3 separate regions of the Mus musculus genome follow, and regions 1 and 2 are each linked to region 3. The links are chromatin loops, found by intact Hi-C in ENCODE. Cell type or tissue: heart. All regions are shown on one strand. Each heading gives the region's core, and the rest is flanking DNA. Links, peaks and the distances in the headings are about the cores only.

The links. Hi-C counts contacts between places; a loop is a spot of excess contacts. Peaks named below come from ENCODE experiments on the same cell type or tissue, not always from the same donor. Only the 100,000 strongest peaks of a DNase experiment are listed, where the experiment ranks them.
Region 1: it touches region 3 in a loop (2.0-fold over the local background); 5 of 42 quality-filtered maps call a loop at or near these places.
Region 2: it touches region 3 in a loop (6-fold over the local background); 6 of 42 quality-filtered maps call a loop at or near these places.

What each region holds. Positions count from the first base shown.
Region 1 is chr2:148,463,880-148,473,959 of GRCm38, forward strand. No RefSeq gene overlaps it. Among named protein-coding and RNA genes, the nearest start is that of Cd93, 25 kb to the left of the region's middle. In heart, for the core only: a CTCF peak has its summit at 5,878; a DNase peak (open chromatin) is centred at 4,242; H3K27ac peaks cover 1,609 bases.
Region 2 is chr2:148,437,701-148,447,780 of GRCm38, forward strand. Cd93 (CD93 antigen) reads right to left here and starts at 5,835. Exons shown (of 2, transcript NM_010740.3): 1 at 3,815-5,835; 2 at 1-3,567. The coding sequence starts at 5,724. The coding sequence ends at 3,543. In heart, for the core only: no CTCF peak of the experiment used is centred there; DNase peaks (open chromatin) are centred at 3,921, 4,531 and 5,921; H3K4me3 peaks cover 4,114 bases; H3K27ac peaks cover 4,321 bases.
Region 3 is chr2:148,531,618-148,541,697 of GRCm38, forward strand. All of the region lies in intron 2 of Gm46770 (a long non-coding RNA gene), which reads right to left. Among named protein-coding and RNA genes, the nearest start is that of Gm46770, 25 kb to the right of the region's middle. In heart, for the core only: a CTCF peak has its summit at 4,107 (motif pointing left); DNase peaks (open chromatin) are centred at 664 and 4,174; H3K27ac peaks cover 312 bases.

The DNA.
Region 1 (10,080 bases), core at 1,043-9,042, 67 kb before region 3:
CAGGATCAAGTTGACCTTCTAAACAGTCCCATATCCCCTAAAGAAATAGAAGCAGTTATTAATAGTCTCCCAGCCAAAAAAAGCCCAGGACCAGACGGGTTTAGTGCAGAGTTCTATCAGACCTTCAAAGAAGATCTAACTCCAGTTCTGCACAAACTTTTTCACAAGATAGAAGTAGAAGGTATTCTACCCAACTCATTTTATGAAGCCACTATTACTCTGATACCTAAACCACAGAAAGATCCAACAAAGATAGAGAACTTCAGACCAATTTCTCTTATGAACATCGATGCAAAAATCCTTAATAAAATTCTCGCTAACCGAATCCAAGAACACATTAAAGCAATCATCCATCCTGACCAAGTAGGTTTTATTCCAGGGATGCAGGGATGGTTTAATATACGAAAATCCATCAATGTAATCCATTATATAAACAAACTCAAAGACAAAAACCACATGATCATCTCGTTAGATGCAGAAAAAGCATTTGACAAGATCCAACACCCATTCATGATAAAAGTTCTGGAAAGATCAGGAATTCAAGGCCAATACCTAAACATGATAAAAGCAATCTACAGCAAACCAGTAGCCAACATCAAAGTAAATGGAGAGAAGCTGGAAGCAATCCCACTAAAATCAGGGACTAGACAAGGCTGCCCACTTTCTCCCTACCTTTTCAACATAGTACTTGAAGTATTAGCCAGAGCAATTCGACAACAAAAGGAGATCAAGGGGATACAAATTGGAAAAGAGGAAGTCAAAATATCACTTTTTGCAGATGATATGATAGTATATATAAGTGACCCTAAAAATTCCAACAGAGAACTCCTAAACCTGATAAACAGCTTCGGTGAAGTAGCTGGATATAAAATTAACTCAAACAAGTCAATGGCCTTTCTCTACACAAAGAATAAACAGGCTGAGAAAGAAATTAGGGAAACAACACCCTTCTCAATAGCCACAAATAATATAAAATATCTTGGCGTGACTCTAACGAAGGAAGTGAAAGATCTGTATGATAAAAACTTCAAGTCCCTGAAGAAAGAAATTAAAGAAGATCTCAGAAGATGGAAAGATCTCCCATGCTCATGGATTGGCAGGACCAACATTGTAAAAATGGCTATCTTGCCAAAAGCAATCTACAGATTCAATGCAATCCCCATTAAAATTCCAACTCAATTCTTCAACGAATTAGAAGGAGCAATTTGCAAATTCATCTGGAATAACAAAAAACCGAGGATAGCAAAAACTCTTCTCAAGGATAAAAGAACCTCTGGTGGAATCACCATGCCTGACCTAAAGCTTTACTACAGAGCAATTGTGATAAAAACTGCATGGTACTGGTATAGAGACAGACAAGTGGACCAATGGAATAGAATTGAAGACCCAGAAATGAACCCACACACCTATGGTCACTTGATCTTCGACAAGGGAGCCAAAACCATCCAGTGGAAGAAAGACAGCATTTTCAACAATTGGTGCTGGCACAACTGGTTGTTATCATGTAGAAGAATGCGAATCGATCCATACTTATCTCCTTGTACTAAGGTCAAATCTAAGTGGATCAAGGAACTTCACATAAAACCAGAGACACTGAAACTTATAGAGGAGAAAGTGGGGAAAAGCCTTGAAGATATGGGCACAGGGGAAAAATTCCTGAACAGAACAGCAATGGCTTGTGCTGTAAGATCGAGAATTGACAAATGGGACCTAATGAAACTCCAAAGTTTCTGCAAGGCAAAAGACACTGTCTATAAGACAAAAAGACCACCAACAGACTGGGAAAGGATCTTTACCTATCCTAAATCAGATAGGGGACTAATATCCAACATATATAAAGAACTCAAGAAGGTGGACCTCAGAAAATCAAATAACCCCCTTAAAAAATGGGGCTCAGAACTGAACAAAGAATTCTCACCTGAGGAATACCGAATGGCAGAGAAGCACCTGAAAAAATGTTCAACATCCTTAATCATCAGGGAAATGCAAATCAAAACAACCCTGAGATTCCACCTCACACCAGTCAGAATGGCTAAGATCAAAAATTCAGGTGACAGCAGATGCTGGCGAGGATGTGGAGAAAGAGGAACACTCCTCCATTGTTGGTGGGATTGCAGGCTTGTACAACCACTCTGGAAATCAGTCTGGCGGTTCCTCAGAAAATTGGACATAGTACTACCGGAGGATCCAGCAATACCTCTCCTGGGCATATATCCAGAAGAAGCCCCAACTGGTAAGAAGGACACATGCTCCACTATGTTCATAGCAGCCTTATTTATAATAGCCAGAAACTGGAAAGAACCCAGATGTCCCTCAACAGAGGAATGGATACAGAAAATGTGGTACATCTACACAATGGAGTACTACTCAGCTATTAAAAAGAATGAATTTATGAAATTCCTAGCCAAATGGATGGACCTGGAGAGCATCATCCTGAGTGAGGTAACACAATCACAAAGGAACTCACACAATATGTACTCACTGATAAGTGGATACTAGCCCAAAACCTAGGATACCCACGATATAAGATACAATTTCCTAAACACATGAAACTCAAGAAAAATGAAGACTGAAGTGTGGACACTATGCCCCTCCTTAGAAGTGGGAACAAAACACCCATGGAAGGAGTTACAGAAACAAAGTTTGGAGCTGAGATGAAAGGATGGACCATGTAGAGACTGCCATATCCAGGGATCCACCCCATAATCAGCATCCAAACGCTGACACCATTGCATATACTAGCAAGATTTTATCGAAAGGACCCAGATGTAGCTGTCTCTTGTGAGACTATGCCGGGGCCTAGCAAACACAGAAGTGGATGCTCACAGTCAGCTAATGGATGGATCACAGGGCTCCCAATGGAGGAGCTAGAGAAAGTACCCAAGGAGCTAAAGGGATCTTCAACCCTATAGGTGGAACAACATTATGAACTAACCAGTACCCCTGAGCTCTTGACTCTAGCTGCATATGTATCAAAAGATGGCCTAGTCGGCCATCACTGGAAAGAGAGGCCCATTGGACACGCAGACTTTGTGTGCCCCGGTACAGGGGAACGCCAGGGCCAAAGGGGGGGAGTGGGTGGGTAGGGGAGTGGGGGTGGGTGGGTAAGGGGGACTTTTGGTATAGCATTGGAAATGTAAATGAGCTAAATACCTAATAAAAAATGGAAAAAAAAAATAATGTACTGTGTTCTGGAACTGTACATCAGAATAAACTCACCTTTTAGTTCGTTGTTGTCAATGTATTATATAGCAGCCATAAGAACAGTAACTAAGACAAGTGGTGACTAACCTTGTGCATAGCTGCCATCACAGGCAACTCCATGAACTATTGAGGGAAATTGGACCAAATCATCTTTGCCCACTGAGAGAAAATGCTTACTTGTTAGCACAATGGCTGTTGTTCCACAGGTGTCTCCCAAAAGTTCTACTCAAACAGGATCATACTGCAGAAGCAACTAGAGGAACACAGTAGATATCTTCTTCTTGATGGCCTTTTCAGTGTTTATCAAACTATTTTGTTCCAGTAACTTAAAAGTGCCCATAGATAATATATAAAGAAACATTCATGGCCAAGTTCCAATAAAACTTCATTTATACACACAGGCACTAATCTAGATTTGAACCATAGGCACTGGTTTGCAACTCTTTGCCCTTTCTTATTGCAATCTGTATAGCACATCTGTTTTTCTATATCTCATGGGGCATGGATAATAACTCTTGGCCGGTTAGAGGGTGCACCTGTTTAAGTGAGGACCACAGAGAACCCCAGGACCTGGAAAACCAACTCAGATGCATTATATTAGTCCTTGTCAGAATCCTTAGAACCAGGTTTCAGAAAAGCTAAGGCAAATGTGGAGTGTTGAGCTGATCTCAGTGTGAAGGATGTCTAGACTTCTTCTTATGCACCTGAGGTAAGCAGATCCCAACTGCTTCTGAATGACTGAAAGGAAACAAACCCACAGAATATGAAAGCAGGTCTTCTGGCTCTTGCTACACTACAGCATGTGGTCAGAGTGTTTAACTCTCCCTCAAGGCTGGAAAGTGAGGGGCTGGTGGAAGTTCTCCCTGGGTCACCTTCAGGGGCACTTCACAAAGCAAGAGAATTTTAGCTTTGCAGAGGTGAACACTTGTCTACCTTCAAGGCTTTTAGTCAAAGTGATTGGGCACAGTCTTTCCATGGGGTCAAACCCATCCATTGTTTTCAAACTTCATCCCTTCCAGAGTCTTCTGCTCACCCCATATCTATATCTGGTAGAAAGCCCCCGAAGAGACAAACAGTGGGACTTGCAGAACATATTGAGGAGCAAGTTCCTTAGCTGTAGCAGACAAAGACATGGGAAATGACTCAAATGCCAGGAAGGAAGTTAAAAAAAGGAGCTCATTTAAAATAAGAACAAAAACTAATGAAAAGCAGACTAACAGGACCAGGAAGACGTGTGACATCAGCATCAGGGATTTTCCTATTAGTGATGCCAACCCCCACTCAGAGGAGAAGAAAGAAAATAGGTTAATCCCACCCGTTAACCACCCACCTGTTAACCACCCACCCCTTAACCCCCACCTGTTAACCACCCACTGTATCTTTTATTAAAATATCACTTGCCTACAAGACCAAGGCTTTATGGAGCCCTCCTGCCTGATAAATTTACACAAAGTTCACTTAAGAAACCAGCTCCTAAAACAGTTGTCCTGGCCCCAACCCCTGCTGTCAAATGAAAATGGTATTCCTCTGTTGTCTGTGCCAACATCTTTGATGATCACATCAATGGGTCACAGGTTTATTCTTTTGTGTCTGGTATCTTTATATTACTACCAAGCCTGTGAGACCCAGCCACATCACTGGGTGTGGCTGGAGGTGGCCTACCTCCTGTCCTTCCTGAGTATTCTACTCTGTGAATAAAACACACTTTGCTGTAATGGGGTTTAGACAGTGGATATTGTAGCATCCTGTTTAATGACAATGGAATCTTCTAGCTCCCTAAACCCACTCTCCCAACTGCATTTTTTTGAATTACGTTGCAAGAGACAGGGAGTATTGGTCAATAAGCATCGCACCTCTGCTCCCTCCAGCCAGGGAATATCCTGCAGAGGGGACCAAGTGTGATGTTAGAACCGACCCTGCACATCGGGAGTGTTTTTCCCCAGCAGAAGGTTGGCAGGAAGGTAAGGGATGCTCCTTTTGGCTACTTTGTTTTTCTGTAGAGGGCTAGCTGGGCATCCAGAGTCACTGTGGCTTTAAAACTCCCCCAGACCTCCTCCCTTCAACCCACTATTCAGCAGCAGCCAGAAAATTTCTCTCAGCCATGGAAATTTGGGATAAAGTGGCTATATCCTCAAGTAGTAGACGGATGGCTTAAAACTATCGAGCCACTTTTAGATAAGTGCATCAAGAAGAGCCTCCAAACCTTACATGGGTTCCTAGGGTCACTCAGTAAAAAGCAGTGTTATAAGAACCTCAAAATATACCTGATTTAGGATGAGAGAGACAATCCTAGGTCTCATCTTTGAAGGAGAAATGGGGATGGAGGGTGTAAAATCACATAGACTCTATTCTGTTGATTTCATTCACACACTAAGCCACTTTTCTTCCCAGACAGCAGTGTATTGGGGTGCACGGTAATAGGGACCCAGGTATGCTAAAGCCACACAGACAGGGATAATGACTCAGTCCTATTCTAGCCAGCCTCCAGCCCCCCTCCCCCCCCCCCCCCCCGCACAGATCACTGCTTTGCTAGCATGGAGTGCTCCTCCAGAGAAAGCCTGAATGGGTTTCTTGTATGGATAAAGAACCCCCCTGAAGGGTGACTCCAGAGGCATAGCCTCCATGCACTGTGCTCCAGCTGCGGTCCTCCCCATAGTCCCCACGACCCCTACCGTCTACAATTGTTATAGAGCAAAGTGCTCTGGCTCCTGGTTGTGGCAGCTGCTAAAGAACCAGATATTTTATCAACATTCCGTAGAAGGTTAGCTAGCTTTACGGAGTGCCTATTGACATGCACTGACTTGAAACCTAGGCAGGTCAGTAGATATGAATGCAAGAGCCCCTTCTCCCCAGAGTTCAGGCTCCCTCCTTGTGGGGAAGAGTTTCTGCTAAGTCTTCCCACAAGTTTCTCTTCCAATACAAACATGTCCATATATGTGCAATCCTGCACTGGTCTACTCTGTCACATGGAAATGTCTTAGAGGGTGTCCCTTATCAGCCCCTACAGCAGGGCTTTTTTTTTTCCTAAGCCAGTATGCAGTGACCTCTCTTGTCCTTTGCATTTTTTGGCCATCCCCTGGAACTGCTTTCTTTAGAGGAGTCTGGGCAAAGTGTTTATTTTCCTTTGGGATTTGGGTAATTTTCTTGTGGAAATGTGATGCGTGTTTGTAAAGGCAACTGCCTGTGAGATGTGCCTGCATGTTCCCTACCGTGAACTCTTTTTTCTCAGTTTGTCATTTATCTTTCGACTTCATTTATGGTATGTTTTTATTTCCAGAGCATTCTAATTTTTATCTAATTAAATGCATTGCCCATGTGCCTTTTGGCTTCACATTTGTGTTTTGCATAGAAAAGAATTTTCTTTCTCAGGCACACACACACACACACTAAAAAGAAGAAAAGGAAGAATAAAGGCCCTTGTTCTCCTTTAGTATGTCTACAATATTATTTTTCTTAAAGTTTGTTGTTATTGTATTAGGAATCTACTTTGAATGATGGGAGTAGATTATTGATGTAACTTAATTTTATTCTTGCTTATTATTTTGTTGCCTAATTAAAGAACAAATAAGTCCTGCTCTATTGGCTTTGAATACTGTTCTTATTATTAACTACATTCTTTTCTTTTTCTTTTTCTTTGTTTTTAATTTATTTTTTCCATTCCCTCTCCGCACCCCATCCAACCTTCGACTGCTCCCCATCCCACCCTGTCTCCATGTGGGTGCCCCTCCTTCCCCACCCCACCTGATCTCTAAACTCCCTAGGGCCTCCAGTCTCTTGAGGGTTAGATGCATCACCTCTGAATGAACACAGACCTGGCAGTCCTCTACTGTATGTGTGTTGGGGGCCTCATATCAGCTGGTGTATGCTCTCTGTTTGGTGGTCCAGTGTTTGAGAGATCTTGGGAGTCCAGATTAATTGAGACTGCTGGTCCTCCTAAAGGATTGCCCTTCTCCTCAGCTTCTTTCAGTCTTCCCTAATTCAACAACAGGGGTCAGTTGCTTCTGTCCATTGGTTGGGTGCAAATATCTGCATCTGACTCTTTCAGCTGCTTGTTGGGTCTTTCGGAGGGCAGGCATGAAAGATCCCTTTTTGTGAGTTCTCCATAGCCTCAGTAACAGTGTCAGGCCTCGGGACCTCCCCTTGAGCTGGATCCCACTTTGGGTCTGTCACTGGACCTTCTTTTCCTCAGGCTCCTCTCCATTTCCATCCCTGTAATTCTTTCAGAAATGAACAATTATGGGTCAAAGATGTCACTGTGGGATGGGAACCCCATTCCTCACTTGATGTCCTGTCTTCCTGCTCGAGTTGGGCTCTGTAAGTTCTCTCTCCCTACTGTCCGGTGTTTCAGCTAAGGTCCCTCCCTTTGAGTCCTGGGAGTTTCTGACCTTCCAGGTCTCTGGTGCATTCTGGGGGGGGGTTCCCCCCAACCTACTATTTCCTGAGGTTGCCTGTTTCCATTCTTTCTGCTGGCCCTCAGGGCTTTAGTCCTTTTCTCTCACCCAATACCAGATCAGGTTCCCCTCTCCCCTCTACTTCCTCCAATCCCTTCCACTTACCTTCCCAGGTCCCTCCCTCTCTTCCCACTTATGGTTGCTTTCTTCTCACTCCCAAGTGGGACTGAGGCGCCCTCACTTGAGCACTTCAGATTGATGAGCTTTTTGATTTCTGTGGACTGTATCTTGGGTATTCTGTACAGGTTTTGTTTTTTGTTTTGTTTTGTTTTGTTTTTCTAATATCCACTTATTAGTGAGTACATATCATGCAAGTCCTTTGGGGTCTGAGATACCTCACTCAGGATGATATTTTCTAGTTCAATCCATTTGCCTGCAATATAAACTAAATTCTTGTATCTTAGGTCTGTTGTTTGGGTCTTCTTTTATTGATCTGTCTGACTTTTTAAACAACAACGTGCCAAATTGATTAGACTTCTTTAAGTGAGTTACTATGTTCCAATGTATATGTATAACCTCTTCATCTAGTGCCCTGTATCTTTTAACCTTGTTTTTCCTTTATGGTTCTCCCATGAAAATTTTCCACACATAAAAATTAACTTATCTACAGATGTTCAACTTTGAGTGGGGATTATATCTTCCCCAAACCTAGCAATAGCTCAAGGTATGAGGTACCCAACCTCACAGCTCGGCAGTGGAGTGCTCCAATCACAGCAGCCTGGGAGCAGGACAAGAGTGGATTGGTTGGATTGCCCATGACTAATCCAGGGAGAGACAAGTTAAAACCTCTGTGGATGATGCTTTCTACTGAGTGTGAATCACTTTTCCACTCCTGCAAAGTCAAAAACTTCCACTGAGCCACCCTAGTTCAGGACCTGTGCATTTGAATCCTAACAAGGTTTCTCTAGATAACCATAAACACATGCATTGTTCGTGAAGATACTCAAATGCCACAGTGCTGAATTTTCAAGCCCAGATCAACACAGCTCCATGTAGTCATGGTCTCATTCCTTTATCTCTATGCAGTTTTAAAGTTTCTCTCATAAAGAACACATACTCTTTCTCTGTTGTTATTTTGACTTTTAAAAACTCTTTCTTCACTCAAGAGGGTGGACTCCAGAAAATCAAATAACCCCCTTAAAAGATGGGGCTCAGAGCTAAACAAAGAATTCTCACCTGAGGAATACCGAATGGCTGAGAAGCACCTGAAAAAATGTTCAGCATCCTTAATCATCAGAAAAATGCAAATCAAAACAACCCTGAGATTCCATCTCACACCAGTCAGAACGGCTAAGATCAAAAATTCAGGTGACAGCAGATGCTGGCGAGGATGTGGAGAAAGGGGAACATTCCTCCATTGTTGGTGGGATTGCAAGCTTGTACAATCACTCTGGAAATCAGTCTGGCGGTTCCTCAGAAAATTGGACATAGTACTACCGGAGGATCTCGCAATACCTCTCCTGGGCATATATCCAGAAGATGTCCCAACCGGTAAGAAGGACACATGCTCCACTATGTTCATAGCAGCCTTATTTATAATAGCCAGAAGCTGGAAAGAACCCAGATGCCCCTCAACAGAGGAATGGATACAAAAAATGTGGTACATTTACACAATGGAGTACTACTCAGCTATTAAAAAGAATGAATTTATGAAATTCCTAGGCAAATGGTTGGACCTGGAGGGCATCATCCTGAGTGAGGTAACCCAATCACAAAGGAACTCTCACAATATGTACTCACTGATAAGTGGATATTAGCCCAGAAACTTAGGATACACAAGATATAAGATATAATTTGCTAAAAACATTAAACTCAAGAGAACGAAGACCAAAGTGTGGACACTTTGCCCCTTCTTAGAATTAGAAACAATCACCCATGGAAGGAGTTACAGAGACAAAGTTTGGAGCTGAGACAAAAGAATGGACCGTATAGAGACTGCCATATCCAGGGATCCATCCCATAATTAGCCTCCAAACGATGACACCATTGCATACACTAGCAAGCGTTTGATGCAAGGACCGTGATATAGCTGTCTCTTGTGAGACTAGGCCGGGGCCTAGCAAACACAGAAGTGGATGCTCACGGTCAACTATTGGATGGATCACTGGGCCCCCAATGGAGGAGCTAGAGAAAGTATCCAAGGGGCTAAAGAGATCTGCAACCCTGTAGGTGCAATATTTTGAACTAACCAGTACCCCAGAGCTCTTGACTCTAGCTGCATATGTATCAAAAGATGGCCTAGTTGGCCATCACTGGAAAGAGAGGCCCATTGGACAGGCAAACTTTATATGCCCCAGTACAGGGGAACGCCAGGGCCAAAAAATGGGAATGGGTGGATAGGGGAGTGTGGAGGGGAGGGTGTGGGGGACTTTTGGGATAGCATTGGAAATGTAATTGAGAAAAATCAGAAAAAAACCCAAAAAAC
Region 2 (10,080 bases), core at 745-8,744, 94 kb before region 3:
GAGGAAAACTTGATGAGGAGGTAAAGAGTTCTTTCTCGGCAGCTTGCCCTGCACTGTGAACATGTACTCAAAAGTATTTGTGTTTCATTCCACATTATCCAGTGCTCTGGGGAAGGAATCAGGGTAGACCTTCCCAGAGGCTTACTCGGTTTCCCCGGGTATGAAGCTGAAGGAAAGCAGCCCGCTTCTCTTCTTTCTGCTCCTCTTCTGTCTGGCCTTTTTGCTCTCAGTTAGAGACAGGTGGGATTCATCCAGTTACTGTCATTAATAAAACACCATGATGATGCGTAGCACCCTGAGCTGGTGATGACAGTGATGGTGACGGTGGTGGTAGTGGTGGTGGTGATGGTAGTAATGATAATGATAAGTGGGTCTCCAAAGCCAGAAAATGCATACATTTGGGGTTGCATCAAAGCCATGCTAGACACCAGGGAAAACTGAGGCTAGACTTCCTTTGCAAATAGTGTTTAGGGCTCTCTCTCTCTCCAGGCACTTCTTTCTGAGTAGTTTGTTTGTTTGTTTGTTTGTTTAACTCCTCAAATTACTGGGGGTGAGGAGGTATTGCTTTTTGACTATCTTTAATAATGAACAAAAATAATGCAAGGTACTAGGAGTATAGGGATCCTGGAAGGCTAGTGTCTACCATACTCATGTGCTGGCTACCATCGCCAGAACCACATAAAATACAAAGGACAGTGATGGCCACCTACAACTCAGTAATGGGTAGGCTGGAGGCCTGAAGGTATGCCCCTCCAAAATACAGTTTTTCCAGGTCTGGACTTAAGAAAATTCTGTTGCCAAGTAGTACTTCCTCTGGTCCTCACAGGCAGAGGAGTGTTCTGTCTCTGCTCACTGATGTCGTGGGTAGAGAAGGCATAGCCTAACACACCTTTGGTCCAGTAGAAGTTCACTTATTTATTGCTTTGCCTCTTAGATGCCCTAAGCCAGAATTTTCCAGTCTCAAGTATGAGGACAGCAAGAATATATGTGAGGCTGGGCAGTGGTGGCGCACACCTTTAATCCCAGCACTTGGGAGGCAGAGGCAGGCAGACTTCTGAGTTCGAGGCCAGCCTGGTCTACTGAGTGAGTTCCAGGACAGCCAGGGCTATACAGAGAAACCCTGTCTCAAAAAAAAAAAAAAAAAAGAATATATGTGAAAATAAAGCACCCATTTAGGAACAGTGAGTGGCTCCATTGGCTTTGCCACATGAGGTATGGTTCTCCTGAAGGCTTTGGCAGGTCAGGAGATGAGAGAGCTCTGTCTCCACGGGAGTGGCTCATGCTGAAAGCACACTTTGAGAAAATATGTTCCTCATCATTCCCTTCCCTGTTGTGGGTCCCACAGAGTGGATCCTGTACCCCTAGGAGTATTGGAAATGGAGCTTCATGTCTATCCCCTAAGTCATCCTGGTCAGTTGAAGTCCTACACAGCAGCCTGGGCATAGATCAAACACAGCTGTGGGGAGCCTAGATTCAGTTATCTTCCTCATCTCCAGCCATAAAGGTGAGCAGTTGAAGGCCTGGAGGTAAAAGTGATGCTTTTAGGGTCATGTCCGTATATGCAGATACTACCATGGCTCTAAATTCATCTGAATGATCTGAAAGGCTGGTAATGCTGGTCTGCTGGTAATGGATTAGCTGCCAATCTCAGTTATTGCCAGGGATCCTGTTCCAAACACCCAAACTTCAACTGAAAGCCAGATGCTGAGTTGATTTTTAAATGCACTCATTTCAGGCATCCCACTGAGCCCGATCTTTTTCCCATTACTCTCCACCTTGTGTTTTCAGAGAGAGAGAGAGAGAGAGAGAGAGAGAGAGAGAGAAGAGAGAGAGAGAGAGAGGGAGGAGAGAGAGAGACTAATAAAAATATCTTCATTTTAAATTGGCCAAAAAAAGGTATTTCTCTAATATATTTCTCTAAGATATTTCCAAAGGTCTTGAATCTGCTTGTTATTAACGTTCGATTCCTGGATATCAACTTGAGGGATGGGTGCCTTTGTTCCTAGAAACCAAAGTTCTCTAGTCTGAGAACAAAGACTCTGAATCTCATGATGGAGACACATTCCATGTCTCAGCTTTTCAAACAGCAGAGACAACTAAGATGAAGCCTCCCAGAGATACTGAAGTGACTCACCAGGGATGCCTTCCAGTCCCCAGACAGACCTGTGCAGCTGAAACAACATTACCGTCAGCAAGTTTAAGGGACACTTTTGCAAGTTTAAGGGACACTTTTGTAAATGGACACTTTGAAATAAACATGTCAATCATAAGATGGCTCTAAGCAGTTTTAAAGGCTGGACATTTTTTAGCTGTTCTCTCTTCCCCTTTCCCTTTCCCCTCTATCTCCTTTTTTTTTTTTTTAAGAAAAAAAAAGAGAGAGAGAGAACTTTCTTCATGACTAATCCTTGGTTTGGTATGTGTCACGCCAACAAGATAGGGCTCAAGTCCTCCAGATGTACTTTTAACTGTGAAGTGGACTAAGGTAAACTTAAATGGGAGCATTTAAAATAGAGCCCATCACCTGGCTCACACATCCTTTCCTTACGTTCAGAATGAAAGCCTCCTAAGGCTTTCTGAGCCTACAGTACCAGCTTCCAGTTAGGGACAGTATAAAGGTAGACAGGGTGCCCTGCAGTGGAGTTGGGGCCTGTGCTAGCGCAAAGACAAATGAATCTAGGAGTTTTGTTATTGTTTCTCAATAATCAGGTGTGTGTTAGCATCAGTTCATTCTGATATTTTCATTCAAATATCTGTTAAAACAATCCCCTCCTGCCTCCCCCTCTGGATTATGCTTTTACCAAGACCTCTCACTCACTTGAAGCAACTTCCCAACTTGTAACTTTGCTTGCCCATAAACCCAAGGCTATCAGAAAGTTAAGAGTGAGGGGATACAATATCTAAACTTCCTGCCAGCTTACTCCCTAAGCAGTTGGTTGAACTTCCTCTCATTCTGACAGTTTCAACAATACCAAGGGGGCTGGGGGGGGGGGGGGGACGTGAAGGGGAAATGCCAGAAGGCAAATGTACACAAAGGCAGCCATCCTGAAAAAGTCCCTATAGGAAGGGTAGAGCACTCTCACCTAGTTAAGTAGTTTTAAATTGGTTTGCTGTCTGTCCTGTGATGGAAAGGAACTGTTTCCATTGTAATTAGCACCAGTAACTCCTTCGATGATAAATCAAGTGATAAGAAAAAACTTTGAAGCCCCATCCCCCCACCCTGTCCCACCCCTCTGACTCCTTTCCCCCTAATTAGGAACCAGAGGAACCAGTTGCTATTGGATTTGAAAAGGGTGTTTGAGTGAGGTCTGTCAATATCCACAAAACTCCCCACAATGACAAACCAACACACAGCTTTCACCCCCAGACATATCAAAGGCACCAAGAAAATACCTGCCTATCCCAAGCCACCAGGTTCTTAAGTGGAAGGTGCACAATTTTTTTGCTGAGAGTCCAGTCAAGTCATTCAGAATGATGTGGCTTCCCCCTCATCTAAGAAGGTAGCTCTGAAGGTAGTGGCAGCTGTCTCTAAGGCCACATAGTCTTCAGCAGTCTGTCCCTGGTGTTGGGCTGTGGAAAACAGAAGATTACAGTGTGAGATGCCATGGAACTCTGCCATATCTGCATCCTTGGTCCCCTTGCCGCTACTCCACATGAACTCATAGGACAGATAGGCACTTTTGGACTGGGCTGCTGAGGTTGGCTTTAAACAACAAATGGCCTGCTGACTGTTTGTCTCTGCTCTCAGTTCTGTGGTCTGTGCCTCCCAGGCCTACATCTGGCTGCCCAGCTACCCAAGTAACCTATGGCACTTTACCTGTACTGATTCTCCGGGGCTTGGCTCTCTGCTCGCTCTGGAACCCAGGAATAGCTGTCGGCTGCATTCTGAGGCTTCTTCTCTTTTATCTCCTCCTTCTTGGCTCTCCGTTTATGATAAATGAGAATCCCTAGGGCCAGCACCAGCAAGAGTGAGATGGCCACCACCGTCCCCAGGATGTAAAACAGAAGCAGGTTCTGCCCATCGGTGTCACTGTGTGCAGACACAGAATCTTCATGTGTCGGCTTGCTGTGGCCGGAGGTCGTGGGGAGGTATGTGCCCAACTCGAACCAGACATCAGATACTTCACTAGGGATTTCTATTTCTAGTGGAACAGAGGCAGTGGGAATATCTGATTGGACGAAGAGACCTGTTGTCTGTGCTCTGTTGGAGACATCCTTAGAGCCACTAGGAGAACTGGGCATTTCAGTAGGAGGCATAGTACTCTCCTTTCTGTCATCGTTGTCTTCCTTTTGGGGAGGCCTGGCTGGTAGTTCAGAAAACACAGTGCCCCTGCTACAAAAGACCCCATTGGGAGCCAGCTCCCAGCCTGGCGGGCAGCCACACCTGAAGGAACCATCTGTGTTGAAGCACAGGGAATCACATGGATTGCCCCTTGCGTCCGAACACTCATCTATATCCTCACACTGGGTACTGTCTTCCCCAGACACAATATAGCCCTCTTTACAGGAGCAGTAGAAAGAGCCATCAGTGTTGATGCAGCCTTGGGCACAGGGCGAGTTGGCAGCTGCACACTCATCCACATCTTCACAGGCCTCTTCCTTGGGGCCACTGGGTTGGTAACCAACCCAACATTCACAGTGGAAGCTCCCTAGAGTGTTGACACAATCCTGGGCACAGGGGGAGTCCTGGCACTCATCTATATCCACACAGTGCACTTGGCTAGAGTCCAGCTGGTAGCCGCTGGGACAACGGCAAGTGTAGTTTTCACTGAGTGGTACAGAATGGCACATGCCACCTCCTGTGCATGGGTTTGAGCTGCAGGGGTTCCTGGAGGCACAAGTTACTAGATCATCCAGCAGTCGAAATCCAGGCCGGCAGCCGCAGCGGAAGGAGCCATCGCCACCTTCGAAGCAATCCTGCTGGCAGCCCCCGTTGTTGAAACTGCAACCAAACTTGGGGCTGACACAGAGTGGGCCTGAGCTGCCCCAGTGAAATATTCCTGGAGTCTTTTCATTGCATAGGAAATAGTGGGTTTCACTCTTAGCTTCATCCCCACAAGCTACATTGGCTACAGAGGCAAAAGGCACAGCCTCCAGAGAGGAGGTAGTGGCCTGGAAAGGGGTGGTATAGGTCACCCGCCCTGGACCACCCAGCGCCAGTGGCCTACACATGCCTTTGAAGTTGAACTTGCACAGGAAACCTTCAATGCTGTTACCTGGAGCTTCGGGGGTCCCACAGGGACTCTCATGCCACTTGGGCAGATGGCTGGGGTGAGGTGTCAAGGACAGGTCCAGTATGAGGGACACACAGCGTTTAAAGATACAGGAGCTCTTGCTGGCTTTGTACCAGTTTGAATAAGCTGTGTCCTCTCCACCACCCACCCAGCTGAAGCCCCTCATTGGCAAATCATGGTACGTACAGTTGCCCTTCTCTCGCTGGAGCCCGATCCAGAATTTGCCCATCTTTGCTTCCAAGGGTGCCTTGGTCTTCAGGAGCTGAGTCAGGGCTTGCTGAACATGCCGGGCCTCCTCCTCACTCTTCACGGTGGCAAGATTGCCTCCATTCTCATTGCAGCGATGCTGGGCTTCAGCGGCACTCAGCTTGCCCCAATGGGCTGTATAGCAGGCAGTCCCCTCGCACACCACAGCCTGTGAATCAGCAGCAGCCCCTGCCCAGGGCTGGCCAAGGAGCCCCAGCAGCAGGAACAAACCAGTTGAGATGGCCATTCTTCTGTGTCTCCTTCTGGGAGGGGCTAGACTCCCCTGCGGTGACAGCAGCAGCCGGTGGAACCTGGACCTTGACACCAGGCTGTGCTCTGAAGGGAGCAGAGGCGCACTGCTGCTTTCACACTACCACAGCTCTGGCATTGAGAAGGTTACAAAGACTCGCTTTTCACGTCCTCCTGACCCAGGGCGCATCCTGTGCTCTCCTACTTCTTATTTCTCACCGGATGCTGGGGTTTCCTGCCATGAATAGCCTTCTGACTCCTGTTGCCTTCATCACGGTTTTGTTGTTCAGAGGGCAGTCTCTGGCTCAGAGCTGTGGAAACACAGAGGATCCAAGAGATATGGCTGCTTTATTTTGAGTCCGTTCACTTTCCCATACCACAAAGAGCCCCAGTGGCATGCTGTCCAGTGAGCAGAGACTTTGGGGGGTGGGAGGGTAGAGACTTGAAAAGTATCATCCAAGTAACCCATGATAAAATTCCACTTCAGATTGCAAACCACCAGAAGGGAAAGAAAAATATGTGACGCTTGAGACACAAGGGCATGGAAAGATTATAGTTTTCGGCCTTTTTTAGAAGCAAACTGGATCTGCTTTTTTTTCCTATCTTGTACCCTGTCTCTGTTTTTGGAGTCGTTTTTTTCTTTTATTCTTCCCATCATGAACTTTAAATAGACAGGAAGCTTTTAAATAGGATTTTGGCTGTGGGAATTTCTGGGTTTCCAACAATGTCAATCTCCATGAGAATATATATATTTTTTAAAAAGGTGAAAATAGTTTTCAGGGTTTCCTAGTGCACTATAAATGAAGTGTCAGGGTCCCCAAAAGATCAGAAAGATGGGAAAATGAACCTGGCCTGCCTTGTCATATTCCCTAACCCAAGGCTTAGGCGGAGTTCAAAGGCACAGGAGCACAATCAGAGGCTGCAGCTCAAAATCACGATGTAAGAATCAACACCCGGGCAGGCGTTACAGCTCACAGCACCTGGGCCAAGGCCTGTCTCAATCAAAGCTAGCCACTGGAAGGTGGAAACTACGTTTAACTGCCCCTGTCCCCAACCACCACCATATTCTACTTGACCCCAGCTAGACTCAGAGTCTAACACTTTGGAGAAAGTGTTAGATTAAGAGATAAAGGAAAGTAGTAACAGAATGAGGCCACACAAGTGTGCTAATGAGCCCAGCCTCCTAAGATAGGTTAAAAGCCACTTCACAGAGTCATCCCAGTGGAGGCAGGATCCAGCTGAGGCAGGATTCTGGGCAGATCTTGAGCACTCACTCCTCTATTGCTGGCAGCTGGCTACACTGTTCTCTCACTTGCTTTTGAGGTCACTTTGCAATTTCTAGTCTTGGCCTGCCAGATCATATGCCCCTTCCAGAGGCAGGGCTTGACACGGGCAAATGTCCTGATAGATTTTTTGGGGTGGGGTGGGGGGGTGTTTTGTTTTGTTTTGTTTTCTTTATTAGATGCAATTTCTTCTTCCCAAGATGCCCACGGTTGTGAGTGTGGTCGTGACTTGCAAGAGGAAGCAACCCAAAAGAACATGTGAATTAAGAGATTTGTGTTACCACAGATCTCAATGTTAGTGGGAAGTGGGGAACTATGGCAACACTGAAAGGGAGAGGGAGGGGAGAGAAATAAGGAGAGGGAAGGACAGAGAGAAGATAGGGGGAGACTAGGGAGGAAGGGGGGAGAAGGATGGAGAGAGGAAGAGAGGATATCAAAGCTTTTATTGGGGTTCAGGATATTGTCTAGGCAGGTTTTTAGGGGAATGCTATCTGGAGTTCAGAACTAACAAGACCTGATTCCCAAGAATTCACTCAAACCTTTTCTCAGGTGTCCATAGCATTCCATCCACCTCATCATCCACTTAGCTACTCAGCCATGCACTAATCCATCCATCTACTCAGCCATCTACCAGTCTAATAACTTTTCATATTGGATACCAGGCTAAACACTAATTACAGGGAGGTATTCTTACCTTCATGATTTCAAAAAGTGACAAATGTGAACAATTCAGTATTGATTCACTTCATTGAAGGCAACATAAGGCAAAGCAAGGGGTGGCAGAAAAGACCATTATCAGAATCCGAAGCTGGTAGTGGGAAGTAGGCAGTACGGAAGGGAATAAAAAGGGCAACGGAGTTAGACTCTGAGGCAGTGGTTCTTTACCTTCCTAATGCTGTGACCCCTTAATACACTTCCTCATGCTGCAGTGACCACCCCCCCCACCATAAAATTATTTTCATTACTACCTTTTAACTGTAATTTTGCAACTGTTATGAATTATAATGTAAATATGTGACATTCAGGATATATGATATGTGGCTCCTGTGAGTCACTTAACTCCTGAAAGGGTCGCAACCACAGATTAAGAAACAATGTTCTAAGGGGAAGATATCTAAGAATGGGGCACATGTGGGAAAGAATATACACCATGGCCTTGTGGACAAGGGGTTGGTTGCACTGAGCCTAGAGCCTGAGGCATGGGAGGCAGGATACAGAAGACAGTAGAGCCCCAGGACATGAAATGATTTGGGATTTTCTTTGGAATCCTTTGGGGAAAACTGAAGAGATAACATAAGAACTTTTTGTAGACACTGAGAAGTGGAGTTAGGTGATGGTCAGCATGCAAACTTGGGCTTCCAGGACCAGAAAAGAATGTGGGGACTGTTCCAGAACAATCCCAAGCCTGGCGAGACTTAGCCTATAGTTCCCTATTTCTCCTTTGCAGTCTTGCTGAGTACTCTGAGCTTTTTTTCTGAATTGATTTTAAAAAGGTATCTCACATCTCACTGGAACTGGAATGATCAGTTCAGTCTCAGTTAGCAGCAGGTTTGTTGCTTAGAAGTCATTCCAGGATTTATCTGGCTTCTCTCTGTCTCTCTCTGTCTCTCTCTCTCTCTCTCCCTCCTGGAGGTGTAGAGACAAACTATGTAATAGTGTAGCCCACAGCATCTCCTACCATCCATAGGTGCCTGTGTATGCCTTTGTGGTTTCTTCTTCCTTGAGTGCACAATGATCACCTACTGTGTACTTGGCAGCATTGTCACCAACATGGTGGTGAGAGCATGGGCTGCACTGTGTTATGAGCCTTGTAGCAGATAGAATGGAGAAGGCGCAAGAGAATGATGGGAAACAGGGTGGCCCCAGTGACCTCAGCAGCTGCTGCCTTGGTGATGAAGGACACATTTCAACAGTGAGCCAGAAATCAGGGTGTCCCTGGGCAGAGGGTCAATACATTCCACAGAGCCAGCAGCTAAACACAGGGCAGGCCCAGGTTGAAAACCTAACAGATGCAGGGAAGCAGGTGGTGATTCATTCACAGAAAATGTATAACGGATGAAAACAAGGCTTTGTTGTGTTTTATAAGACAGAATAAAGAACCAGGATATGTTTGATAGAGATGCGGTAAGGTTCAGGGGAGGGGATGCCTCTAAGGGCCCATTCTGAGGCATCCCTTCCTCCTAAGAATAGACTTTATTTAGGACATGGAAAAGGGACTTGGGACAGGAGTGGAGACAGAGAGTGAGAAGTGGGGAGGGGAAGAGGAGAGGGAAAGAGAGAGAGGAGTAGAGGCCATGGAGAGAGTGTGGGAGGAGAATGAAGAGAGAAGGGACAGAAAGGGAAGAGAGTAAGAGGGTAAGAGAGTAAGCTAGGAAGAGAGTGAGGAGGGAACAAACAGCCTCTTTTATACTGAGCCAGGCATACCTGGTTGTTGCCCAGTAAGTGGGGTGGAGCCTAGAAGGAATGCTAACAGGTCTCTTTTTATTTTAGTGGGTAAACAAGTAAAGGCACTTTTGGACAAGCCTGACAACCTGAGTTTGAGCCCCCGGATCCACATAGTAGAAGAAAAACTGACTCCTATGAGTTGTCCTCTGACCTACACAAACACACACATACACACACATAACAAACAAACAAACAAACAAACAAATAGATTTCTAATTTAAAAGCCCTTTATTGACCAGTGGACCAGCAAAAGAAAGCCATTTGTCACAAGTTCCAGTTGCCTCCCTCGTCAGTTGTGAGGAATTTCTCTAGAGGAGAGAAAGAAAGTCATGGCTTCTCTTTGCTATTCACTGTCCTCCAGGCTAGTGAGTTATCCTGTTCTGGGAGGGTAAATTTGAGCCTGTGACCTCAGAAAGTCAGGGACTAGACAAACTGGCTTCCTCTGAGATTATTCGTTTTTGAAAATCTGTTTCCAACTATCCTTGAATGGGCTCTGGATGTCTTTCCTATAGGAAGCACAGAAGCATTGTTACGTAATGAATTTGTGTCTTGGTGTGTCCAGACTCGGAGCCAGTTTCAAAATTATCCTTGCTTCTCAGAGAGTAAGCTTATAATAGTTGGGGGGG
Region 3 (10,080 bases), core at 629-8,628:
GCCATGTGTGCTGCTCCTGGCTCTCCATAGCTCTGTCTCTGGGGGAGACATCCCCTAGCAGACATAGAAACAACTTGGGAAAACTCGACTTGCACTGGTGCTGACAATGTGGAACAAGAACATAGTCATAATAGGGGCACATAATAGGGAAACCAATGTCCAATACTGTCCTTTGACACTATTTGTGTTGTAATAAAGAGTTGCAACCTTAAAAATAGAAGTTACTTTTTTGTTTTATCTTCAGTATCTGATACTCTGGTACCAGAGGCTGGAAGCAGTTGAGCTGTTGGATCTCTCATGCTGACAGGATATTCATGTGGGCTGATTTACCATCCCACCCTTTGCCTGGAGTACCATTTCAGCATTCGTGGCTCCTGCAGACTGGCTTAAAGACTGGGGTCCCCCCCCCCATATGACTGGATCTTCAGACAGGAAGCATCAGAAGAGGAGGCTGGGTAGATGCACCCATCCTTTATCCCTGCTGTGCTCAGGCTTTAGTCCTAAACCAAAATCTGAAGGTAAGGACAAAGGAAGGGGCTTAGTGCGACATTTCCCTTCCCTGGGTCGCAGTCATTAGTGACAGGGAAACAGGAAGGGGGCAACGCCTTGTTTGGAGAAGGGAAATGCAGAGGAAGTGCTGGCAGGGTGGAGGGAACACAAGCTCCCTGAAGGGGACTGTTCAGAAGGTCACTCCACTCCTAAATCAGGGGAAGCGCAAGCTAGAGGTGGGGTAGGCAACCAGTCCTGACTGGGGACAAAAGGAGAGAGTCACCCCCAAAACTGTATTGTAAGAGCAATTTACAGGAGACATTGTTGGCCATTGCACAGGACACAAAATGCAAGCCTAGGATCTGCACACATCTTGACCCTGGGTTTTTCATCAAGGCTCAGTTCACAATGGCTGAGCTGTAGTTCTCTCCACAAATCCCAGGGAGTCTACCAACCCTAGTGAGCATTAGGATGTATCCCCAGGAGGAGGTGGCCTCCCCAGTCCTCAGCTTTGATTGGATAGGGCTAGATGCTCTGAGGCCCTTCTCAAGTAGATGATAGAGTTCCTGTTGTTACCACTTCTTTCTGCAGCAGAGCTCACTGGGAAATTTCCATCAAAGAAAAGACATTTCTCCTAGCCTGGGCAGGACACCTTTTGAAGGTAATACCTTTGCCAATGAGAAGGAAAGAAATGAAATAAAACTGAACTTGAATCAGCCTATGAGATGGACAGGAGGGCTTCCTGGATGAATGCATGCATTAGCATGACATGATGGATACTCCTGGCTGTTCTCTTCAAAATACACTACTGAGATTTTCGTGTGTGTGTGTGTGTGTGTGTGTGTGTGTGTGTGTGTGTGTGTTTTAGAAATCAGACACAGGGCACTGGCAGCCCCTCTGAGATGTGATTCCACACGTTGAATAGATGTAAAGTATCAACATTTAACCTGGAGCTCTGTGTGGTCCAGCACAGTCAGTCAGAGAAGTGCAGTTCCAAAGCACAAGTCTGAAAGGTTAATTGCAGGTTTCACTCCCATGCCTGAGATTAGACTGCATTCCAGACCACAGCAACACTGAACTAAGAGTCTCCAGATGTATTTTCCTGTCCTTTAACTCTGTAGTCTCTCACTTGAGATGACAAAAAGTGACACATCTGGCCTTTTGGTATTTCCTTCTTAACCCTGTCTGTGCTCTGTGGGCAATTTACAGGCTGTATATTGTCCAGCCTTTTTTGTGTGTGACCTGAACTCTTCCTGAAACAGAGGTGGTGATGTGGCTCAGTGGACAAAATTAACTATTGTGCAAGCTGGACTGTCCAAGTTCAAACCCCAGGACCCATGTGAAGGTAAAAGGAGAGGATCGGTAAGTACAAAGTTGTCCTCAGTAAACACACACACACACACACACACACACACACACACTCAGATGCTTGTAATAATAGTAATGATGATAATAATAATAGAAAGAGGAAGAGGAGGAAGAAGAAGGCAAGGAGGAGAAGAAAAGATAATCAAAACAAAAAAGGATTCTTGTAGGCAAAAAGGATCCAAGAGGCAAGACTCTCTTTTTCTCCCTGCCTTTCACCCACAGTCTTTTCTTTACCCACTCAATGGCTTCTGCATCCCCATCCTAACTGGCTAACACTAAACTTCTCAGGAGTAAGCAAGAGATGAGGCTGAGCTGCAATCTTCAAAGTTCTATAGAAGACATTGGGTGAGGGCACAAAAAGCAAGGCAAGAAACCTAGAAAACTTATTTTCATGCAAATCGGGCTGTCATAGTACTTCTCCTTTCAAGTAGTATAGACTTCTTCATAGAAAATTCCATGGTGATGTATTCCAGCCAGGGCAACACAACACACAGGCAGAGTCCTATTCTCAAAGACACTTATTTTCCTGGGGTGAGTACCATCTCTGAAATTCTCCTGGGCTAATGATTCTCATGTTTCTCCCAGACCTCAGGTTGTCTGATGGATGTGGTAGGGTCTTTGTCTGTGAACCTTCATAGAAGAGGTTTTGCCATGTGTCAGCTTCTTCAGAACCTCTAGTGCTACTATGGTGCCTTTCCATCACTCCACAACCAAAACTTCCATTCTGTGCACACCACAGGGAGCTCAAAGAAAGTATTCAAAGTGACTACTCAATTTCAGTGTGCTTGAGCAATGCCAGCACATGTGTATGGGTCCAAGAAACTAACATATATGCCACTGGCTTTCTAATCCTCAGAGGGAGATGGCAGCACTCTAGCTGTCTTGGCTCCCTCCCTAATGGTACTCTTATAGGTATTGACCCTAGTAAAATTAGTATACCTGTAACTCCACCTTGGCATTTATTTGGTTCACTGTTTGTGTTGGTCAGCTTTCTGTTACTATAACAAATAACTGAGATATTCAGTGTATGAAAAGAAAAGGTTTGTTTGTACCCGCTTGGAAGATTTCAGCCCATGATCAGTCAGTACCATTGCTTTGTGGAAGGAGAATATGGATGAGAATAACAAAGATGCTTGTATCATGGTAGAAAATGAAAGAGATAGAGTGAGGTCCCATGATCCCCTTCAATGTTATGCTTCCTGAATCCAGAAGACCATTCACTAGGCTCCATCTACTAAAGATTCCACCACCTTCCAGAAGCACCATTGTGAGACCTGGCCTTTGGAGTCACTCCAAATCAATACTACAGCACATTATCCTGGGGTCCCTCCACTGGGCTAGTACAGAACAGAAGTCCTGTAAATAACATGTTGAGTATTCTATAAGCCCAGGATATGAGCCCTGTAGGCATAGAATCCCTGTCTATACCCTTGATCTGCTGGTAGAACAGTATCACACAGTATTGATAACATGATATGGTTTAAAGAGGACTCCAAGCATGGGCAAAGCTGGCGGCGTGTGTCAAAAAACAGCAGTGGTAGTGCTATAGTTTAGGCCAGGGTTTCTCAAAGCCAAAGGGACAAAGAACCCACATGTGTTCATCAGATATCTATGTCCCGGTTTTCCACATTCAAGAGGGGGAGTCCCTGGAAGCAACACCTCAGCCCCCTAGAATCATGGCCGTAGATTCTATTTGTTATATATAGGAAGCCCAGCAATGCTATGCAGAGGTCTGCCCACCACCTGGCAGTGCCATGCATCCCAGATGGGCCTTAAGATCTGGTACCCTGAGTTCTAAGTGTTCAAGGAATCACATAGCAGCAGGTTATTCTGCCCTCACAAGAGTGCTCTCAAGACATGGACAGTGGCCTGCGGTGCTGCTGTCACAAACATGGGCAGTGGTCTGCTGTCCTACTGTCACAGACATGAACAGTAGAGAGGTTAGTGAAGGAACTTTGAACCTCAAAATGTGGTTGGCTGCCATTATCCTCCTGTAGACATCAAGATGGGAACCTAGCTTGGGCAGGACCTGGATTTATGGCACACATAGCTACAGAGAGGGAGATGGGAGGCTGCTGACCGAGGAATATCGCCACTTCCACCCTGGCTTTAAGAAGTCTTTAGAAAGGAAGCCATAATCTGCACTGTCCTTAGGGACATCTAACCCATCTTAGTTCCGAACAGGGCATCTTAAACAGCCTGGAGAGAAGGTCTGGGCAGCAAAGAAGCCAACCATGCCCTCTGCTGGCAGAGTCTTGCTCAAACCTGGAAGCCAGTATGTAAAAATGAGATTCTTCTGCACATTTCCTCCCTCCAGGGATTCATTCCCCCAATGACCACACTCTTGTGTTATGCAAAGAGTTGTCTGAGAGATAGGAGGCAGCCTCCACTTGCAGGACTCAGTTTGGGAGTCAGCTGACTCAGGCAGAGAATCTGCATCCAGGCATCATGAAGGGAAGTCTGTGAGTGCTTGGCTCACAGTGGTGGTGCTTGCCAAGCAGCCTGCATTTTCTATGCAGCAAGCCCATGTGCTGCGAAAGGACCCAGAGGCCCACGTGGACTCTTCAACTTTGAAATTGCCTTTGCGTCCATTCACAAGCCTCTAAGGAAAAGTACTTTGATCCCTGTGACCACAACTGACCTTTTTTTAAAACAGTATTGCCCAGCCAGAGCCTTCTTTAATCCATTCAATTAGGTTCACAAATGCATTGGGCAGTTTTCAAAAGAGAGATTCAGTGGCTGGGTGGCAAGGAAGACATTGAAAGGCAAAGCCACAGGTTTGACAGAAAGGTTTTGTTTGTTTGTTTGTTTTTTGTTTTTGTTTGTTTGTTTTTTGTTTTTGTTTGTTTGTTTTTTCGAGACAGGGTTTCTATGTATAGCCCTGGCTGTCCTGGAACTCACTTTGTAGACCAGGTTGTCCTCAAACTAAGAAATCCACCTGCCTCTGCCTCCCAAGTGCTGGGATTAAAGGCATGCGCCACCACCGCCCAACTTTTGACAGGAAGTCTTAATGGGAGCCCCAGAAGCATCATCGGAAAAGCTGCGTCAGGTTTGCAGCTCTGATGAGGTCAGGGTTGAAACCTCATACAACCCTGGGCTTGCAGCATAATGGATGGCAGACACAATTAAGCTAACGCACATCTGCAGACGAACAGCCCCACAGACCAAAAATGAGTCACTGTGAAACATCTGGATACCAAGGGCCAGATAGACTGGAGAGATGGCCAAGGACAGGACCAAGTACATGAGGTCACTCTTGATTCAACAGAAGAAGGAACATAGCTAGCTCTTGCTATATGCCTTTGCAAAGATTTCCCTTCCTCTTGTGTGGAGATGAAGTAAGAGGGTCACAGAAGGCTGGCAATGGACAGCAGAAAGAGCAAAGAGGAAGCCTCACTCACAACCTGGGGTAGGGCAGTGGGGAGCAATGAGAACAGAGCCTGAGAGACCATATCCTAGCAATGATGCCTTACTGGCAACTGTCACTTTTTACTGCAAAGGCAGCATCTCGGGCTCCTATATACCACATCACCTGGAAAGCTTTATAAAGGACCTTGCTTCTAATTCCTGGATGCCTGAATTTAACTCAGATTCTTCTGATATAACAGAGGCTTAAGAACTACAGCCTCCTTTGTCACTTACAGTGGGGGAGACCTGGCCCCTTGGTCACGAGAATGGGAGACTCGCCCTTGCCCCTCACCCTGCAACACTCTGGAGAGAGGGGTCCTGCACCTTGCCTGGGCAACATGGTAGAGCTAACCCTGGTGGCATGGGTGTGGGTAAGCCCACCTAGGAAGGAGTGAGCATGGGAGAGCTGGCCCTGCCCTTGCCTGCTTTGACATTGGGTGAGCTAGCCGAGGCAGTGCTGGAAAGCTCACCCTGGTGGTGTGAGCACAGGAAAAACCAACATCCATAGTAGAGTGAAGATACTTGCGGTATCAGATACTCCTGTGAAGTTCTCCCTCATAAGCTTATCCTTCCCAGAATTCCATTGCCCTGAATCATCACTTCCTTGCCAGTGTTTCTATTTGTAAACAGAGTAAGTTAGCTTTATGTGATTATTGAAATCTGTGTCCCTGTGTTTAAAACGACAAAGCTACGGCAAAGTAGCCAGGAGGTACAATAAACTTTTCCACGCTCTTTAGCTGGATTCCCAATTTTAGTGTTTTACTGTTGTCTTTGTGTCTTAGTCTCTGTGTATGTATATATAACATGTATGTACACATGTGTATATATATTTGTTGAACCGTAGAAATAAATGTGAAACCCTGGGTGCATATAAAGAACTATGGCCTCTTCAAAGCCCTTCTGAGCTGGGCTGGGTGGCACCTTCAGCCTGAGTGGTCCCCTCAGAGAGTCTTGGCTAAAGGGACAGGAGTCTTCACAGGCAAAACAAAACAAAGGTTAAGCTGGGGACCTCAGAATTACAGATAATTTATTGTTTTCTTGTTTCTTTTTTAATTCACACCAGGCTAGAAGAGAAAAAAAAATCCTAACCCACCCTCTTTCAGCATTCATCCTGGGACGAGAGCTGGGACCATGGCTGGGCTTAGGTGAAGTATCAAGCTACCTATCACTGTCACACCAGTGTGGGCACAGAAATGGTGGGAACAAGCTGATGGTGGCCTGTCATCAGTGAAGAGATGCATTTACCTTGCAGAAACACTCCCTTTGCTAAGATCATTCTAACATGGGAGAGAGGGCCCCTCCCTGCTAGTAGGAATTACGGGCAGTGCTACTGGGGCCCTGTTTTCCACTGCTCTCTGCCTCTGCCAGCTCTATTCATTTAGGATGTTTTCCAGGAGAAAAAAAAAAAAAACCTCCATTCACTGTGAGAAAATGCATACACATTCCTGAGATATCTGATGGACAAATATTATTTCATGATCCATCCTGCCAGCCACATTGTGGGGATGTGGTTTGGCGTCCCCTCTTCTATCAAGAGGCTGGCCTAGTTGAGTTTCCATCTGTCCCCTCCTGTGCTCCTCTCTTCTTATTTCCTTTTCCCTTCCCTTCTGTACTTCTATTCCTGGGCTCTGTATCTCTCACCCACTAAAATATTCAGCTTCAAAAAGGAAAGATTTTAAGTTTTTTCAGCAAGTGTCAAAGAGAAGGAGATGGAGGCAGGATCAGGGAGAGAAGATAGAGAAAGATAGACAAAATTTTTCATTGGAACAAATTCAAACGGACCTTTACCAAAAAAGGGGGGTGGGAGGTGCTTTTTAGGGTTGTGACTGGGCTTGTCCCATCAGGATGATAGGGGCTATTGGTAACAGTGCTGCTGGTAGGGGGTCAGTAGCCCACAGGGAACATTCCCATACCTCCTACCTTTCTCAGTCTCAGAGATCACAGCCTGTGCTTCAAGCCAGGTTCAGCCACTCATTTCAAAACACCATTTAAAAAGAAGCAATACCGAATGGCAGAGAAGCACCTGAAAAAATGTTCAACATCCTTAATCATCAGGGAAATGCAAATCAAAACAACCCTGACATTCCACCTCACACCAGTCAGAATGGCTAAGATCAAAAACTCAGGTGACAGCAGATGCTGGCAAGGATGTGGAGAAAGGGGAACACTCCCCCATTGTTGGTGGGATTGCAAGCTTATACAACCACTCTGGAAATCAGTCTGGCGGTTCCTCAGAAAATTGGACATGGTACTACTGGAGGATCCCGCAATACCTCTCCTGGGCATATATCCAGAAGATGTCCCAACTGGTAAGAAGGACACATGCTCCACTATATTCATAGCAGCCTTATTTATAATAGCCAGAAGCTGGAAAGAACCCAGATGCCCCTCAACAGAGGAATGGATACAGAAAATGTGGTACATTTACACAATGGAGTACTACTCAGCTATTAAAAAGAATGAATTTATGAAATTCCTAGGCAAATGGATGGACCTGGAGGGCATCATCCTAAGTGAAGTAACCCAATCACAAAGGAACTCCCACAATATGTACTCACTGATAGATAAGTGGTTATTAGCCCAGAAACTTAGGATACACAAGATATAAGATACAATTTGCTAAACGCATGAAACTCAAGAAGAACGAAGACTAAAGTGTGGACACTTTGCCCCTTCCTAGCAATGGGAACAAAACACCCACGGAAGGAGTTACAGAGACAAAATTTGGAACTGTGACGAAAGGATGGACCATCTAGTGATTGCCATATCCAGGGATCTATCCAATAATCAGCTTCCAAACGCTGACACAATTGCATACACTAGCAAGATTTTGCTGTAAGGACCCAGATATAGCTGTCTCTTGTGAGACTATGCCGGGGCCTAGCAAACACAGAAGTGGATGCTCACAATCAGCTATTGGATGGGTCACACGGCCCCCAATGGAGGAGCTAGAGAAAGTACCCAAGGAGCTAAAGGGAACTGCAACCCTATATGTGGAACAACAATATGAACTAACCAGTACCCTGGAGCTCTTGTCTCTAGCTGCATATGTATCAAAAGCTGGCCTAGTCAGCCATCACTGGAAAGAGAGGCCCTTTGGACTTGCAAACTTTATATGCCCCAGTACAGGGGAACACCAGGGCCAAAAAGGGGGAGTGGGTGGGTAGGGGATTGGGGGGGTGGGTATGGGGGACTTTTGGGATAGCATTGGAAATGTAAATGAGGAAAATACCTAATTAAAAAAAAAAAGAAAAGCGGACAATGAATTTGCAAGAGAGCAAGAACATGAGCTCATGGGAAGGGCTAGCGGTAAAAAGGGAGGGGAGAATAGGATGTAATTATATTTTAATTTGAAAAATAAAAATAAATTTAAAAAAATTTAAAGAAAAAAAAAAGAACCAAAATAATAATAGAAAGCAAAATGTTGAGAAATAATCAATGAAGCCACATTGGGAAAGGAACAAAGAGATCCAACACATCCTCCAAGTCTGTCTTTGGAGTCTTAAAGTTTAAATACAGAATCAAGGATATGTACATCGAAGCACAGCTAAGCAGTCCTGGTGAAGGTATGGTCCCATCTACCGTGGGCTCATCCTCGTCTGGACTTTTGTATTTCCCTGTAAGGTAACAAGTCTTAACAAGTGGTTAGAACTGTGTTTAATCTCGTTTGGGAGACAAGTTCTCCCTCCGTCTGGAGCCTTTTGCTTCTTCCAGCATGTTGTTCCCTAGAGAAATCCCACTTTTCTTGGGGACGTGGTTTCAACATTCTGGTAGAATGAGAGACAGAAGCTTCTCCTTAGGGTATATTTATCTCTGCCAGGCTGGCTATACTGCCTTCCAGAGATACCTCTTATTTCCCATTCCTAGCAGACCTGTGTCTTCAAAAGATACCCAAGTACCTCATGTGTCTAGCATGAACATTGTCACAGACCCTGGCAATGTCCAAGTGGTCCCCAGATGCCAAGGACCAGCCTCAACATGGAGAGGGGCTCTGAAAAAGGGGTATCTGGGAGCAGCAACTTGAAGTCAAATAGGCAGTCCAAGTTGGCGGCCTAGGTTCTGCTGAGATGGCTTTCCTGACTCTCTCTCTCTCTCTCTCTCTCTCTCTGTCTGTCTGTCTGTCTCTCTCTCTCTCTGTATGTCTCTGTGTGTGTTCTGCACTGCTTTAGACAACTTTTTCTTGCTATTCTAAAAACTCTCTGGTTGAGATAGCTCTCTCTGCTAGTAAAAATTCTAAAAGTAATCAGGATAGCTTATGACTTTTCTGACTAAAGTTAGAAAAGTTGCAATAAAAAATGATTGGATTTTCTGACCAAGTCAGAAATCCTGTTAAGAAAAAATTCTTGAAAAATTCTTGCTCCCCAGAGATCTCCAAACAGCTCAGCTTTTGCTAGAGAAAAATCGAAAGAACTGCTATTGCTTTTTGCTAGCTCATCTCATGCAGACCAAAAGTCCAGTTTTTATTTACATATCAATTCAGTTATTTATTCCAGGTTCCCTTTTGGTTATCTTATAAACGAATCAGCATCCTGTGACCCCAGCCCTTTGATTCTTAAGAGACTTTTTTTTTCTTAACATTGGAAAAAAAATTCAGAGATCTGTCTGCCTTTGCATAGATGATAAGTTAGTTGGGTGGAACCTTGCCCTAAAATTACCATTTCTCCCATGCCTGGGTCTACTCACTCTGTCCTAGGCAGATGATGAATTTAGGAATCTACCTGCTTTTGTATCTTTCTAACAAACTGGATCATAGTGTTCCTTTATTCCTTTAGATTCATGAAGCCCTTCACAGTTCACAATGTGTCCTTATATTTT